Linked DNA regions of Mus musculus: all the other regions are linked to region 1. A link is a loop called in an ENCODE intact Hi-C map of the cell type or tissue named here. Cell type or tissue: left cerebral cortex. All regions are shown on one strand. Each heading gives the region's core, and the rest is flanking DNA. Links, peaks and the distances in the headings are about the cores only.

Region 1 (5,459 bases), core at 293-5,292:
GGCGCTCACGTTGCGGCAGAAGTCCACGTGCAGAGTCTGCAGCGCGCGCCCGTGCGCGGCCACGGCCGCCAGCGTGCGGTTGGTAACGCGCGCGCAGTTCTCGAGGCGCAGCGTACGCAGGCGCGGGCAGCTGAGCAGCAAGCGCGCCAGGCAGTCGTCCGTGACGTGGCCGCAGCCCGACAGCGTGACGGACGTCAGGTTGGGGCACCTGTGGGGAGAGCGGGGTGACACGGGGCTGAGGCGCAGCAGAACTCCTTCACAGGAGACTGCAGCGAGTCCGAGGGGCTAGGGCTGTAGCCAGGGCCCCCGGCCCCTTCATCTACGGGGTCCATTATCAGGGGTCTTTGAAAGGGACAGCTGTGTGCCTTTGATCCTCCCCGAGGCTGGGATCCATGCGTGACAGGGACTCTGTGGGCGGAGAGGTCTCCTGGGGTAGTGGTTAGTGACTGAAAACCATAGTGTTGGGTCAGACCGTCAGCTCGGTTGCCTGCAACAGTTACTTCGGCTTTTGGGTCAGCAGCCTGAAAGCCAGGGCCGCTAGCGCCAGGCCCTGGAGTTTGTAATGTGACCGGACTATCACTGAACCAAAGTTGACTTCTGTATGGTAGAAGAGTTGGGCAGTGTGTAGCCATGCACCTGTGAGGACTGAGGTTCGGGTGAGCAGAGCCCACTACTGGCACAACCCACTTTCCTAGAGCCCAGGATGGTCACGTGGCTTCCTCCTTGGGCGGAGCCTCCAGTGGGCCTGGGCCCTGTGGTCGAGGAGCTGAATGTGGATTGGAGGGTCGGGTTCCTTTCCACACCACCCTCCGCTTAGTGCCTTGCCTGCACCTAGCTGGGGCAGCTCATCTCCCTTGTGCCTGGGAAGGTTTAAATTTAAAGTGTGCTGGACTTGGTACCATTTCACACGCCGAGCCCATGCCTCCCTCATCATGCACGCTACACCTACTACACCAGTTTTGTGAATGAGGAGACTGGCTCCCGGTGGCTCAAGTGACTTGGCAAGTTACTCGTGATGGTTATGAAGGTGCATTTAAGCCCTCAGCATATTGCCTGATCTGGCCTTAAGGTTTAGACTGAAACCCAACTAAGGCAGAAGAATTCAGAACAGCTGACTCTCTTACACCCCCAGCTCATTTTACCTTTCTCAAATTACTGTCACTCCATCCTCTGGTCCTGTGATACAGATTTTCTCATTTTGCAGAGAAAGGTATGAGGTGGGCGTTTAAACATTTGGTCTGAGGTCAGTTATACAATATCAGAACTGGAAACTCAATACCTTTGCACTTTCTTTGACACTGGGGACAGGTGCTTAGCAGATCCTGTAAAAATCGAATCTTGCTGGTTTCAGGGATTAAACCTGGTTATCTTCCAGCAAGAATGAACCACTGTGGGATTGTAACACACAAACACACACACACTCTGCCCATAACCTTGCAGCCTAGTGAAACCCATCAAAATGGCCTTGCCTGGTCTTGTCAGAGCCAAGCCCAAATCCAACTTGGGAAGAGAACAAGTGAAAGGCAGGCCCCTGTAATTACTTTCTGTGGTGAGGCCAGCCCACAGTGGTACTAACCCTAGATGGCAGCAGCTAGCAACCACCCATGCTTCTTAGCTAGCAGGGAGCTCTTTCTCCTCAGCAGCTGGCACAGCCATGTTGGCCATAGCTTCCCTGCACAGGAAGGTGTGACTGACCCATTTTGTGGCTCAGCCTGTGCAAGGGATTGGGGGGAGGAGGGAGGGATGTGTGGCATCAAAAGATCAAATAGGGGATTTTTCAGGGCATCCCCTATTACGGTTTATCTCAAATTCAAATATAACTGGGTGGTGTGTATCTTACTTGCTAAGATCTGGCAGTCCTACACTGGCACAGCACACTATGTCTCAGAGTATCCCTTATGCCCTGACAGTTGAAATCCATCCCTGAGTGCTGTGCAGGACAAGTGTGTTCCCCAGAGGAGACGCTCACTGCTACTTTGCATAGGCTTTGCTTCAGCTTACCTGAGCACCCTAGCTCTCCTTCCTTAGCAGCAGTTCTCAGGCCTCGGTAACTGCATTCTTGTTTGAGGAATGGTGTTTATTTTTGGCCAAATTAGAGGCCTGAGCCAACTGATGCCTTTGGGAGCCTGACCTTGAAAATCCAGGCTCAGCTGAACCCAACCAGGCCTTAATGGCTGCCAGTGAAGACAGCTGCTCCAAGGAGCCGCTGAACCCAGCTGAACTCAACTTCATTTGCCACAGCAGCATTTTTAGGAGCTGAGAGTGAGCCGATTTAACCCAACTCTTTGGGCACTGGTTGTCTGCCTTGGTCTCAATCTGAGCCATATTGCTCTTGGAATGTGTGCTTCCCAGCCCTCCCTGGAGCCAGGGCCAACAAAGCCACAGTGCTCAGGGGCAAGGTGGCCTACCTGTTGCACACCTGCAGGAGGAAATCATTAACCAGGCTCTCGTGCTGGCTGCAGATGCTCCTCTGGAGGGCGCTCTTGAGCCAGTCCTCGATGCTGCACACCTGCACACGGCTGGAATGCCAACAGATGGACAGGCTGCGCAGCGCAGGGCTCAGCCGGAAGTTGTCTTTCTTGAGCTCTGCGAGAGAATGGAAGTGCAGCAGGGGCCAGAGGGTGGGGTCCTCAAACACATCTCGGAGCTGGGAGCAAGTCCTGGAGAGGCTCCTCCGGCTGTCCTTGTCCAGGAAGGAGAAGAGACACAGCAGACACTCCCGATTGAGCTGGGTTATGTGCATGGTGAGTGGTGGCCGCACGTGAATGCCCAGAAAGGGTCTGACCTGCCTCCTGCTTCCTCCCCAGATCAGGACTGGTGGACATATATGGTTGAGGAATGGTGTTTATTTTTGGCCAACAACTGGTGCTGAAGCTCGGGGTGGGGAGGGCGGGTGTCAGGATCCAGACTTACTCGAAGCCATCTGTGGTTCGGCTTATGTTCAGAGGGCCTGAAAGTCCTGGCAGAAGAGCAGCCCATTGAAGTTACAAGTTTTCCTTAAAAGGGATTTCTTTTCCTCTGAGCTGATAAGTGTTGAGCACAGGGCTCTTGGCTTTTACTAAGGTGTTTTCATTGGAGGTAATTAGCGACAACAGCCCTTCCTGGGCTTGCAGCCTTTCTCCTAGCAGGACAGTGAGTATTAGCTGTTAGGTATCAGAGTGTGTCGGTGCGGCTCCTCTGCTCACCCTTGCTAGGAAGAGGTCATTTTTACCATGCCCCAAACTGTGAGTGGAATCTGAGGATCATGCTTGGTACTTTAGCTCAGGACACTAATGGCTACCTTGCAAAGATGAGCTATCTTTAAACCCCAATGGCAAGGCCCAAATGGCTCCATTTTTACCCTAAACTGTCATAAGATTCATCTGAAATGTTATTTTAAAAGCTAGCACGTGTGTGTGAGACAGACAGACTGGTGCATGTGTTCTTTTTCGTGGGTGATTTGCAGAGTTTCATTATCTGTCCTAGATAGCATTCCCCAATATGTGAGGGTGGGCAGTTTCTATTTTTGAACACTTAATTGAAGTGTAAATAACTGGAAGTGAACTGCAAGTCTGATGGGTTTCAATGCTTGCACACAGCCCCCAGCTGCCCTGCTTTTTAGGAAGCTGTGCTGCAGATCTGGAAGTATGAAGCTGCTCTAAGTGCATACAACTTGGTGGAAACCTAAGACTACTACAGCTTCCCCTGAAAGAACTCCACAGAACCCCTTAATGACTACTCCCCTTTCCTCCTGCCCATGTAGGCTACAAGACTGGCCCCTGATGGCTGTTGCTCTGCCATTTCTTCTTCCTTCCTCTCCTCCTCCTCTTTTTTTTTTTTTTTTTTTTTTTTGGCTTTTTGAGACAGGGTTTCTCTGTATATCCCTGGCTGTCCTGGAACTCACTTTGTAGACCAGGCTGGCCTCGAACTCAGAAATCCGCCTGCCTCTGCCTCCTGAGTGCTGGAACTAAAGGCGAGCGCCACCACTGCCCGGCTTGCTCTGCCTGGAAACAATCCACAGAAGAGCCCAGCTGGTGAGGCGGGACTAGGATGTGATTCGTCTGCAGCCAGAATGAATGGTAACGTGCACAATGACATCTTGGCATCATACAGACTACTAAGTCTTAATGGCCAATGATCTTGGCATGGCCACCACTCCCTTGAGGGCTACTGCCCAGTGGTGACAGTCACACACACATGTGCCTCCTCTTTCCTGTGCTGTGGCATCTTCTCGGGGCTGTCAGAAGACCCATGCTCTGGAAACAGTTCCTACCTGAGCCTTTCCAAAGCCTGGGCAAGAGGTGACTTCAGCAGTTGGAGGACCATGAGAGAGTTTAGGGGACGGTAGAGGTTACAATGGGTTAAACATATAAAGTAAACCAAAGAAGTGAAATAAATCTGAGCAGGTACCACAGGTGTGACACACGACACTCAACCAGGGCCAGCGCATATGACTGGTTTAATTACATCATCTGCCACTACACACTGAGTAGAATACAGTGGATAAGCTTAGAGTTCTCCACCATGGAGAGACTTGTGTTGCCACAAACTGTTTCTATCCCCACCTGTGTGGGAGGACTTGGAGTTTCCTGTTGCCATGGGCTGACAGGACAGGATATGCATGAGGCCCTGCCTCAGCATACGCTCTGAGCAAAAGTTGCATGCAGGTTAGAACACACGTGGGAAAGCCCTAGACAGTACAGAGAGAAGCCTGTAACCGGTGCAGTAAGGCTAGATTTAAAACAAATAGGCACATGTACTTCATCATGGGTGTTCAGATGGGCACTGCATATGGGTGCAGTCACTTTCTCAAAGAGTCTTCATGGTGTCACTCAGCCATTGCTGCTTAAGTAAAACCAAGCAATAAAGCTGCTACAAAAATTCCAGAGATGATTCATTCCCTTGTATGCCAAAGTGTTGCCTAATGACCACTCTCCCCACAGAGCGGCCCAGTCTGCTGCTGCTGCTCCACCTGGCTTGACAGTGCCAGCTCTGTGTGCGTACTGTGTAAGTCATTACAGTTGCCCAGTCAGAGGCAAAGATATAAATGCCAGAGGAGCCTGGATTAGTGGGAGCTGTGTGCAACGTTAGATGAGACTCATTTAGGCTTAGCTGTGATGTTATCACAGTTCTGATATATTAGAGCAAATCATTCGACCCTCGATCTGTGGCTCAAACCAGCAGAACTAGAGCTGCACATGCCTCTACCTCATGGAACTCAGCACACTTCCTCTTCCTGCACTAAATCTAAGTTGTAGTGCTTACACATGTCACAGCTTTGTTGTTCTGCATAAAATTTAGACCTGTGTTGTGCAAGAGAACCCTATGGAAAGGTACTTGCCCTGCACTGTCCTGTACCCAGCCCTGACATAACTAGTGTGACCAAGGACACACTAGTCATACGGTCATTGTACTGAGGGATTCAAGTTAGTGTATTAAGGTACTGATCCAGAATGTAATTTCTGTTCTGAGGGAATGAA
Region 2 (5,459 bases), core at 336-5,335, 78 kb after region 1:
ATGTTTCCTTTTGATCTCTCAAGAGCATAAAATGGAGTTTTCAACATAATATGTGAAGTTTGATATCTGAAGAGACTGCAATGAGAAGCAGATGTGACAATCCAGATGTCTTTACAAAAAACATGACTGTGGTGGTGGTGGTGGTGGTGGCAAACACCTTTAATCCCAGAACTCAGGAAGTTGAGGCAGGTGAATGTGAGTTCAAGACCAATTCTGAAATTTTTTCACATAAATTATTTCTGTTTATAAGTATTAGATTTATTATTGTTACTCATAATTAAATCAGTAAATATTTAGTTTTAACTTCTAATATATTAATAGATATAAGTCACACAAATACCCAGGATTCTGAAAAATGTTCAGATTATAAAGAGGTTTTACAAATAGAAGTTGTATGAAATCTGTAGCATACAATTACATAACACACAATGCCCTCCACAGCTAAGTAGCTCTAGTTAGTTCTGAAATATCATTACTCTTACCCCCTAATCTTGCTGAGTTCTGTATCTCCTTGTAAAACAATTCATCATATAGTCAATGTGTTTGAGCTCCATTTAATAGGCTTAGACATTTAATTTTCAGAGTCCTATTTATAAAAATGTACTAGTCTGTGATACCATTAAATTACTTAGACACAAGAAAGCAGTAGTTTCTCAGACTTTCACACACAATCTTGCTCATCCTAACAGAGACCTGTGAGTAAATCCAAAGCACTGTTCTTTCTCCGGATGACATATTGAAACTCACACTCAAGGAATCGGGAGTGCTGGTCCACAGAGGTGGTGCCTGCTAGAGTCTGTGCTGCTGGTCTTTTGCAATCTGCCTGGCTGTTTCACTGGGGTATATTTGCATACTCCCAATGAAAATAAGGCAGGGGCATTACTTTTATTGTCTAGGTGCCAAAACAGGGATTTTCTCCCTCCTCAGTAAGAGTGTATGACACTCAATACCAGTCAGAGCATTACTTCAACACACTGGCTACCCTTTTAATCTCCTACCAAAAATAATACACACATACATACATACCTACCTACATACATACAGGATTGTTGAAGAAAAATAAAAGCCAGAATACATAACACTCCAAGATGATGAGTTAGTTGGTTAAGGGATCACAGATTTACCAATCATTTAATTACTGAAACTACAGACAGGCAAGAACAAGATCAAGCTTTATACAATAATATTTGATTGTACCAATGAAGGGATGCCAACAGGTTAAAATAGGAGGCCATTATGAAATAAGCCTGAGATAGAAAAAAAAAAAAAAAAACACCCACTGAGTTGTGAAACTAGCTTTATTAGTACTATAAATGCAAGTGATTAGACCCATCCTTCCAAAACAGGGTCAGAGGCAACCATTTACTGCACGTTGTAAAGAAATCACCCTTCCATTACTAATTTGTTCTTGTTTTCAGCACAAGTCTCCCAGTTATGCTCCATTTTAATGTGCTGAATTCCTCAAGAGGGGCTTCATTTGCTGTCTCTTTTCCCCAAAGTGGACTCCCTAACTGATGGAGGCAAGACTGACTCACAACAGGATACCTGCCACTTGCATAATTTTTTTAGATGCATGTGCACAGTGAAGCCATTTCTAAGTTTGATATAATTTTACATAGAAAAAAAATTAGGCTTGTATTGATACACCCATCTCGGAATCCCTGTAGTTGACTACAGATGAACAAGAAGTGCCCCATTCCTTGTGAGGTGTAAGCTTTTCCTAGTGAGAGGGTGTGTGTGTGTGTGTGTGTGTGTGTGACAAATCTCTCTTGAGAAAATTCAACTATAGCCCCACAGCTACAGCTAATGAACTAACAGACCACATGGACTGGCCTGTTGTTGGTAGTGTTATGTTCCAAGCTCAAGACTCACTGTTGAAGATGTATTTACAGGTAAGACCCATTCACACAAGTTCTGCACTCCCACAAAGAACTGCAATACTGGCCCAGAAGGGGTAGCACATGCCTATAATCCCAGCACTCCAAGGGCTGAGAGAGGAAAATTATAAATTCTAGGTCACCCTGGGCTATCATAGAAACCCAGTCTCACAAACCAAAGGAACTGCAATACTGTCCTGTGAAACCAATTAACTTATTAATCTTTAAAGGCTTCATGCAGAACAGAAGAAAGACACCTGACTTTACAAAGGTAAGCAAGACACCAAGTCTTGGAGCTCCAGAAAACTGCAGTTATTTCTATTCCTTATCCTGGAGGACAGTTTTCCTTGTGTTACCCCGTATATTTTGCTTCAAGAATATAATCCCCTTTGAAGAAGTAGTACGTCAAAAGTATTAAAGCAGTCCCTAAACTACCTTCCTAGCTCCAATCCAACCCAGGCTGAAAGACCACTCTGCTGAATCGTCCCACCGTCTTTTCAGCCTTGCAGATGAACTTGATTTCTGATGCACACGATTCACATTTTACACTACAGCCCAAGCTGCCAGTGATAATCTTAAAGCTCATAAACAAAGACCAGCGTCGGCACCAGGGCCCTACCAGGAAGTAATCAAAGCCGGGTGGCCCGTCCGACCTTAAGTCCCGGCAGACAATGAGAGGGCACCGGGGCTTCCAAGGAAGCAGAAGGAGTTAACGCTTAAGCAACTCGAAGGCATAACATAAACCTACGAAGTGTCTTACACGCACTCGGGAATTCCCAACGAAATCCCTGCCAACCCGAAAAACTGCCTCGGAACAATCTTCGAAAGGCAAAACAAAAAAAAACAAAAAAACCCAAAACACCCAACCTCGAGCCGCCCCTCCAAAGCAGCTGTTGGCTGCCTTCTCCGGAGCTTTCGGAGCCCGCAGCCTGTTTTCAAACTTCACCCTCACAGGCTGAAGAGAGACTCCGAGGTGAGCAGCCCCCAGCGCAGTCCGCTCAGGGGCTGCGGGGGAGGCAGGAGCCTGTGGGAACCCGAGGAAACGCAACCCAAAGGGGCTCGCGCGCCGGCAGTCCAGACAAAGCTGCGCCCGCAGAGCGGCGCTTTGCCTGTCCGGCCCACGGGGGACCGCGAGCCCGACCCCGCCACACGTGCGGCCGCGCGCGGAGCCGGCCCTTAGGTTCGCGGAGCCTTGGGGTGCGAGCCGCCGCGTCATCCCGCCGCTGCGCGCTCGCCTCAGGCCCCCGCGGGCCTCTCCTCAGCCGGCCCGGCCGTCGGGCCGCGCGAAACAAAGGAGCCGCCACCGCGCCCGCCGCGCCGCGCCGCGTCCCCTCGCCCCGCGCGCCGGGCCCGCTTGCTCCCCTCAGCCTCCCCCCCCCCCCAACGAGGCCGCGCGCTGCCCCGCACCCGCGGCCCTTCGACGGCAAGGCCCGGGCCAGAGCCGGGACCTCGGGTGCGCGGCCGGCCAGCCCCAGAGCCGCACTCACCGCTGCAGCACCAGGACGACGGGGAGCCGTTGGGGAACTTGGCTGAGTCCGGGGCGATGCAGACGCTGGAGCTGAGGTGCGGACACTCCATGGCCACGAGGACGGCGGCGGGGACAGCCGAGGCTCTGGGGCGGAGGGACTTCAGAGGCTCCGTCTGGGGTCGCTTCTGACCCGGCACTGGGCAGACGGCGGCTTCTGGGTCCCGAGCCTTTGCGTCAAAGAAAGCAAGGGCTTCCGGGCGCCGGGTTTTGCCATCCGCCGTCTCCCGGCGCCCCGCTCCGGAGAACGTGAAAATCCGGACTCCTGGTTCTGCCGCCGCCCAGGGACAGTAGGCTTCCGCCTTCTCCGGCGGCCCCGCCCACCCTGCTGGTTACGCCCCCAGGCCAGCCCGGGCCCCGCCCCCACACTAGTCAGTGGGCGGGGCATTGGTGCTCACCCAGTGCTAGCAGCTAGTGTAAAGTCCTACGGGGATGTGAAGTGACTTTCCGAAATCTGCCCCCGGCCGCTGCAGCCGATTCTTGGGAACCCGACAAGTGTGGGTACTCATCCGGGGCAGAGCGGTCGGGACCGCTGCTTCTACTGCAGTGAGTTGGCTACAACAGCGAGGTAGAATATGTGACCACACCGCAAAGAGTACGGAAAATGAAAACCACTCACACCGACGTGCATTGAAGCCCCATTTTACACAGGAAGAAACAGACTTTTGGGGCGTGGCCCTCGATGGCCCAGCCGGCTGCAAAGAGCCCAGAACAGTCCTGACTTTCGTGTTCTCCCGGTAGCAGGCGGGGTCCGGAACTGTTCTGAGTTCTGAACTCTGGCCTGAGTGTGTCACCGGGATACTGCACGGCTGGGCCCACCGGAACGCCTGTGTTCGGGGTCCACGCCATGCCGTTATGACTCACTGATATCTCCTGCCCATTGTGGGTATTTTCATACCTATACCTCTTGAAGTTGAACGAAATAATCCAGTTTGCTGTACAAGGTCGCGGGTGCTAGGTAATAAAAAGAGGCAGTGTAACATTTGTTAGAAGCCCACCTGGCTCCCAGCCAGGCACTTTGCATACCACACCTCATTTAATCCTCAAAACACCCTCTCAAGCTGCTGCTACGGTCCCCTTTTTAACAAAAAGTGAAACCAAGAGTATAATTTGCTTTAGGAAGATTGGACCCCCGCACCCCCCCCCCCCCCGCTTCAAATCTCTCTCTAGAAAGAAGTGAAGAAGACAGGAGGAGCGTCTAGAGGTAGAGAGCCTGCCACCTCACATTCTCTGCCTTGAGGATATCTGGGGCTCCCACAAATCTAGCCTCCAAAGTTGGGCTTTCTTTCTTTGTTTGGTTGGTGGTGTTTAACCTGGTAAAGGGGCTTCTTTCCTTCATCCCCTGACAAGCAAGTGGAGAGGGAAGAACAATGTGCCAATCCATGGGGCAGGAAAGGAAAGGTCAGGAAATGATTAACTGGCTGGGCCGGATAGTGGTTAGTTAGCACTGGGCACCTCCCTGAAGTGCACGCCTCTAGCACCCCTTAAGCCACTTCCGTACACCCCACTACTGCACCCTGTAGCCTTCTGCCTGATAGTGTCCACCCACCTAGGACATCTCTGCCCAGGGTGGTATTTCAGATTCCTCAGTCCAAGCAACTCTACCACTTCCCCAAGTTGTATATGATTGCTGTCAAAACAAGGCTTGGACGGGTTTTGATGGTGAGAAATTGTGGAAAGTTGTTCAGATCAGCTCTGGCAGGTACTTCATGGCAAACCTTAGCTAGTCCTCTCGACTCTTTTTCCTCGCCTATCCACTGGCAAAACAGTACTTATCTGTGTGAATTCCTAACCTGTAGTAATTAACAGATAAGGTTTGTTTTTCTTATTAAAAAAAAAAAAAAGGAGATGACTGCTTCCTTGGGACGAGAGAGGAGAATAAACAGTATCTGAACCCTATTCAGTCTCTTCCATCTATTTGTTTCACAAGTCTTTCTCAAGCAACCTTCTCAGAGTCCTCTGGGCACTGACCCTCATTCAGTGAACCCACAGCCCCTCATTCAGTGTGGAGCCTGACCCACGCTGTCTTTCCTACTAGTATGTAGTTCTTTTCAACC
Region 3 (5,459 bases), core at 336-5,335, 69 kb after region 1:
TACATAAGGTATAAAAGCATACCTAATTTAAGGTATGAGATTTAAAGCCTGTTGAGTGTCACCAAGATGGTTCAAAAGGTGAAAGCACTTGCTGCACAAGCCTGGAAACTGAGTTATACCTCTGAAACCTACATAAAGGTGGAAGGAAAAAACTGAGTCCACAAATGTCCTCTGACCTCCACACACAGGTACCGCCCCACATCATACACACACAGTAATAAAAGAATTTTAAATCTCTTTAGTATTATCACAAATTTAAAAAAAAAAAAAAGCATGCATGCCAAGATACAACATTTTGAGTCTTCAAGAATACCAAGGCAATGGAGCTGGAGAGATGGCTCAGTGGTTAAGAGCACTGACTGATCTTCTAGAGGTCCTGAGTTCAAATCTCAGTAACCACATGATGGCTCACAACCATCTGTAATGAGACCTGATGCCCTCTTCTGGTATGCCTGAAGATAGCTACAGTGTACTTATATATAATCTTTAAAAAAAAAAAAAAGAATACCAAGGCAAAAAAAAAAAAAAAAAAAAAGGATGTACGTAAAAGAGGTAACTAAAAAAGCATCAGGTTACTAACAGCAGCAGTTAGGAAGTAAAGATAGGCAAGAGCAGGGTAAATGCATAGAAAGTGGGTAAGGAATAAAGCCTCAAAATGATAAATTTGTAACTGTGTTCTGACAAGTACTCAGGTAATTATGAGAGCATTTGCACTAAACAGATCTGGAAAATGGCTATGAAAATGCTTTTCTATTCAAAGACCTTTTTTGGTTTTACTAAACAACAACTATGTATATACTCATTACTTTTCTAAAAACATGAATTTTTTTAAATTTTATGTATGGAATGCTCTGGTACATGTATACCTGCATGCCAGAAAGGGACATCAGATCCCTTTATAGATGGTTGTGAGCCACCATGTAGGTGCTGGGAACTGAAGTCAGGACCACTGGAAGAGTAGCCAGTGCTCTTAGCCACTGAGCCATCTCTCCAGCCCCATGAATTGCTGTTTTTAAATTTATTTTATTTATATAAGTACAATGTAGGTGTCTTCAGACACACCAGAAGAGGGCATCAGAACCCATTACAGATGGTTGTGAGCCACCATGTGGTTGCTGGGAATTGAACTCAGGACCTCTGGAAGAGCAGTCAGTGCTCTTAACCACTGAGCCATCTCTCCAGCCCTCATGAATTAAGTTTTAAGGGGTAAAACAGTCCTATCAACTCATGAACTTGCACAAATCATATTTTAATTTAAAAAGTTGTCAGGACTCTGGTAGAATGCTTGTCTACTATGTACAAGAGCCTGAGTCAGATCCCAATCACTGTGGGGAGAGGATGGAGGTGGGGCACTAAAATCTATTACAAAACATAAAATTTAAATAGCAGTTCATCATTTGGGACCAGGCCACCTACTCAACTCCTATTACTTTTACACTAATTTGTCTTTCTCTACTACAGCAAATGTAATTTCAAAGCTGACCAAAATTTATCAACTACGTGTTAAGAGATCCTGATACCTACAGAGATGGAAAAGAGAGGACATCTGGTCCTGGTGACTCCCACGCATCAAGGCAAACTGATCCAGAAGGCTCAATGCCCAAATGGCTCAAGTATTTTACTCTATTTTTAAGAGAACATCTAAAATCGGTTTTCAGCATCATATAAAATAAAATAATGTATGAGACCATATTCTCAAAACTGTAACATGCTAAACATTCCTGTTATTACTCCTTCTATGACAAACTCAGACTTGTTCAGACCTATTTGGGGAAACAAAAATCTCTCAAATTGTTTCTACTTTGCCAGTCTTCAACTTAAATCCTGCACTGTGTCTCTAAATGGAAACCAATAACCATTAAAGTCACAGCAGATCATTAAATCACAATCAGAATAAGATACTTTCCTGTGTGGGAAACTAGACACAAATAGCAACATACAAATTACTAAGAGTTTAATATTGTTTCAAAAATAACTTCCCCTAGAAGCTGATTATATAGAGAATGAAATCAAAAGCCATGAATCACTTAAGAAAATTTAGCATGAATACATATTTCCATGTATTTATAGCAAGATCTGATGCAAAAATTCTATGCCTCTGCCAACAATCTAAACAAGAAAATATACAGTTAAAAAGTAATGATATTTTAAAAGAAATAAGTCATTATGAGCACTATACATTAATTTTTCAAAACAAGAACAAGTACACAAACTGTCAAGAAAAATTTGTAAACATTAAGGAAGCACTTCCTCCTATAAGTATAAATAATTATATTTACAGACCTCATTTTAAAAATATTTGGGTTTTGTATGTAGGTGTTTTTTGCCTGCATATATGTCTCTGCAACATGTTCATCTGTAGAGGTCAGAAGGCATTGGATCCCTTGGAACTGGAGTTAAGATGGTTGTGAGCCACACATAGGTTTTGGGAATCAAACACAGTTCTTCTAGAAAAACAACAAGTACTCTTAACCTCTGACCCATCTATCCAGGCCCTGAGATCTACAGACCTCTTTTTGTTTGTTTTGTTTTAGTTTTTGCTTTTGTTTTTGTTTTTGTTTTTCAAGACAGGGTTTCTCTGTGTAGCCCTGGCTGTCCTGGAACTCACTCTGTAGACCAGGCTGGCCTCGAACTCAGAAATCCCCCTGCCTCTGCCTCCCAAGTGCTGGGATTAAAGGCGTGTGCCACCACCGCCCGGAGATCTACAGACCTCTTAGTGTAAAACTTTCTTCAGAGAACAACTAGTTTAACACCCACATTTTACATTTCTTTCTAGTTTCTTTTGATTTTGTAATAAAGGTTAGTACTAAAGCACAAAGTGAAAAAAAAAAAAAATCCCATACTAGCATTTACTGCTAGCTAGGATGGGAAATTTTATTGTTTTAAAACTAATGAGACTGTCAATAAAAAAAATAGAAAAAAATACAAATTTGGCATGTATTTATTTAAATAATCCCAAATGAGATTTACAACATTCCTTTTCTTTTGGGGTGGAGGGTAAAGATTTGTATTTTTAATTATTTGCATGTGATTGTGCTCTTGAGAATTCAGGTATTTTCAGAGTCCAGAAGGGGGCATCAGATCCCCTAGAGCTGAAGATTTTGGCTGCTGTTGAGTCCTGTGGTGTGGGCTGAGAACACTTGGGTCTTCAGAGTGATCTCTCCAGTCCTCCGAATTCTATTAAACAGTCACAGGCAAACTCCACAAGTATTAACTACTTTAATTTTTTTAAATAGCCATTATAACTGAACAAAAAACAAAGGTTCTACTTTTTTTAAATTTAAATGTAGAATATACAACTTCAAATCTGACAATCTGCCAAAATATATACCATTAAATATTTTTAGATCTGAAAAGATATTTTTAATGAGGCTCTAAAACAATCAAACAAAAATACTGAAAATCTATAATTCAAGACAATGAATGTAAGTCTGTACAACTAATTTCTCATAACGAATGCTGAACTTGAGTAGCTACTGCACACACAACAGGTGAGGCTTGATCTGTGAGTTATATTACAATTCCCTTAGAATTGCTGATGTAGGGCCCAGTGGTAGTATTACTGCATGCCTTTAATCCCAGCACTCAGGGAAGCAGAGGCAGGCAGATTTCTGAGTTCGAAGCCAGCCTGATTTACAGAGCAGGTTCTAGGACAACAAGGGCCACATAGAGAAACCCTGTTCAAAAAACAAAAAACACACACAAAAACAACAACAAAGCTGATGTAACTTATTGTTAGCAGCCAGAATAACCCACATGAAGACTTAACTTGAATTAAATCAAATTTCAACTAAATCCAAATTTTACTACATGACAGTAAAATTTTAAATTCTTTTCTTTTTATCAATAATAATGTTGCTCTATGATCTTCACATAAAATAACTTTTTAAAAATCTCTATGTCATGTGTATAGGTGTTTTTGCCTGCCTGTTTATCTGTGCATCATATGCATGACTGGTGCCTGGGAAGGTCAGAAGAGGGCATCAGATTCCCTGGAAGAGTTAGAGACAGTTGAGAGCTGCCATGTGGATGCTGGAATCAAACCAAGATCCTCTGGAAGAATAGCCAATGTTCTTACCTGAGCCATCTCTGCAGATCCCTATATAGTTCTTTTATAAACACCTAGTATACTAGAAGATTTTTCTAGCATATCTATGACCATAGAGAAACATTTCATCATAGAAATTTGTTTCCTAAAAAATTTATTTTTCTCTTCAAAAACTTATGAAAGTATTAACATCCCAGCCAGGTGTGATGGCTCACATTTGTACTTATAGCTACTTGGGAGGCTGATGCAGGAGGACTGCCACATATCAAGGACAGACTGAGACACTATCTTGAAAGTCAATAAATAAGTCAAAAAGGAAACCTCGGGTTAGTCAGCAAGGACAAAGACTTAAAGAAGCTGTACTATCTTACAACTAGTCCTATTAAATCTACAAAAATATAGCAGTCTCTTCTCAAGGATGAGAAAAAGAATAGAAGAACAGTCCCTAAAGCTAGTTTTGAAGTCAGGTCAAAGATAAAAAGGCAAACAGATTTCTACAGGGAAGGTTATCTTCAAACCAGCAACAATAAAGGAAAAAAAAAAAAGATTCAGTATCTATTCAAGAATAGAAAACATATCACTGATATAGCTATTCAATCCAAAAGCAGATAAAATCCAATTCGAAATACTACCTTTTAAAAGATATCTTAAAAGATATCTTTTGCACTGGTTTATCTTAAAAATAAACACCCGATTGCCTTCTCAAAGGGAATTGTAAAATTAAGTTAGTTACAATTTATTGTGACAAATTCAGCTAACACAGCTAAAGGCAAATGTAAATTTATTTTGTAATGTTCAAATTTAATTTTCTTTCCCTTTTTCCTCCCTTTCTTTTTTTAATACAGAATTTCTTTATGTATCCCTGGCTGTCCTGGAACTCCCTATATAGACCAGGTTGGCCTGGAACTCAGAGCAATCAGCTTCCCAAGTGCTGGAAAGGCATGTGCCACTACCACACTAGCACCCAGCCCAAGAGTAATTTTGAAAGTAGTTTTCAAAATCTGAAACTGCTTTCCCGAGCTCACATGGGTTTTACCAATCTCTAAACTCTCACTCTCCCCCCCACACACACACACACAAGGGAGAGAGTTTTAAGACCTGCAATCTAAAAACTATAATTAACTTTTATAGGAAATACACCTGGAAAATCTTAGAATATAACTAAATATAATAAGCAGGCTACCTAAAAGCAGATTTCAGATTACCTCTGAATTACCAGAGGCAAAAGTAAAATTCCATAGCTTCAGAACTCTCTCCCTCTTCTACAGAACACAAACCCCTACCACCAAAAATCTCTAGTACTAGAAATAAGATGAAACCAGCAAAGGGATGAGAACTCAATTGAAGGACATGTTTTTCAACAACCAGAAGCTTACTGCATTTTTCTATACCTATATTGAAAGGTTGTTAT

What was found. A loop is a pair of places that touch in the nucleus more often than their neighbours do. Peaks named below come from ENCODE experiments on the same cell type or tissue, not always from the same donor. Only the 100,000 strongest peaks of a DNase experiment are listed, where the experiment ranks them.
Region 2: a loop joins it to region 1, with 4 times the contacts of the local background. A loop is called at or near these places in 15 of 42 quality-filtered maps.
Region 3: a loop joins it to region 1, with 5 times the contacts of the local background. A loop is called at or near these places in 15 of 42 quality-filtered maps.

The regions. Positions count from the first base shown.
Region 1 is chr9:66,511,811-66,517,269 of GRCm38, forward strand. Fbxl22 (F-box and leucine-rich repeat protein 22) reads right to left here and starts at 2,783. Exons shown (of 2, transcript NM_175206.4): 1 at 2,409-2,783; 2 at 1-208. The coding sequence starts at 2,743. It overlaps Usp3 (ubiquitin specific peptidase 3), which reads right to left. Exons shown (of 15, transcript NM_144937.4): 15 at 2,829-5,459. In left cerebral cortex, for the core only: CTCF peaks have their summits at 1,572 and 2,464; DNase peaks (open chromatin) are centred at 734, 1,558, 1,928, 2,415 and 2 more places; H3K4me3 peaks cover 1,022 bases; H3K27ac peaks cover 3,073 bases.
Region 2 is chr9:66,589,420-66,594,878 of GRCm38, forward strand. It overlaps Usp3 (ubiquitin specific peptidase 3), which reads right to left and starts at 3,696. Exons shown (of 15, transcript NM_144937.4): 1 at 3,365-3,696. The coding sequence starts at 3,455. In left cerebral cortex, for the core only: no CTCF peak of the experiment used is centred there; DNase peaks (open chromatin) are centred at 786, 2,502, 2,846 and 3,689; H3K4me3 peaks cover 2,560 bases; H3K27ac peaks cover 1,985 bases.
Region 3 is chr9:66,580,364-66,585,822 of GRCm38, forward strand. All of the region lies in intron 1 of Usp3 (ubiquitin specific peptidase 3), which reads right to left. Among named protein-coding and RNA genes, the nearest start is that of Usp3, 10 kb to the right of the region's middle. In left cerebral cortex, for the core only: a CTCF peak has its summit at 3,052 (motif pointing right); a DNase peak (open chromatin) is centred at 1,553; H3K27ac peaks cover 79 bases.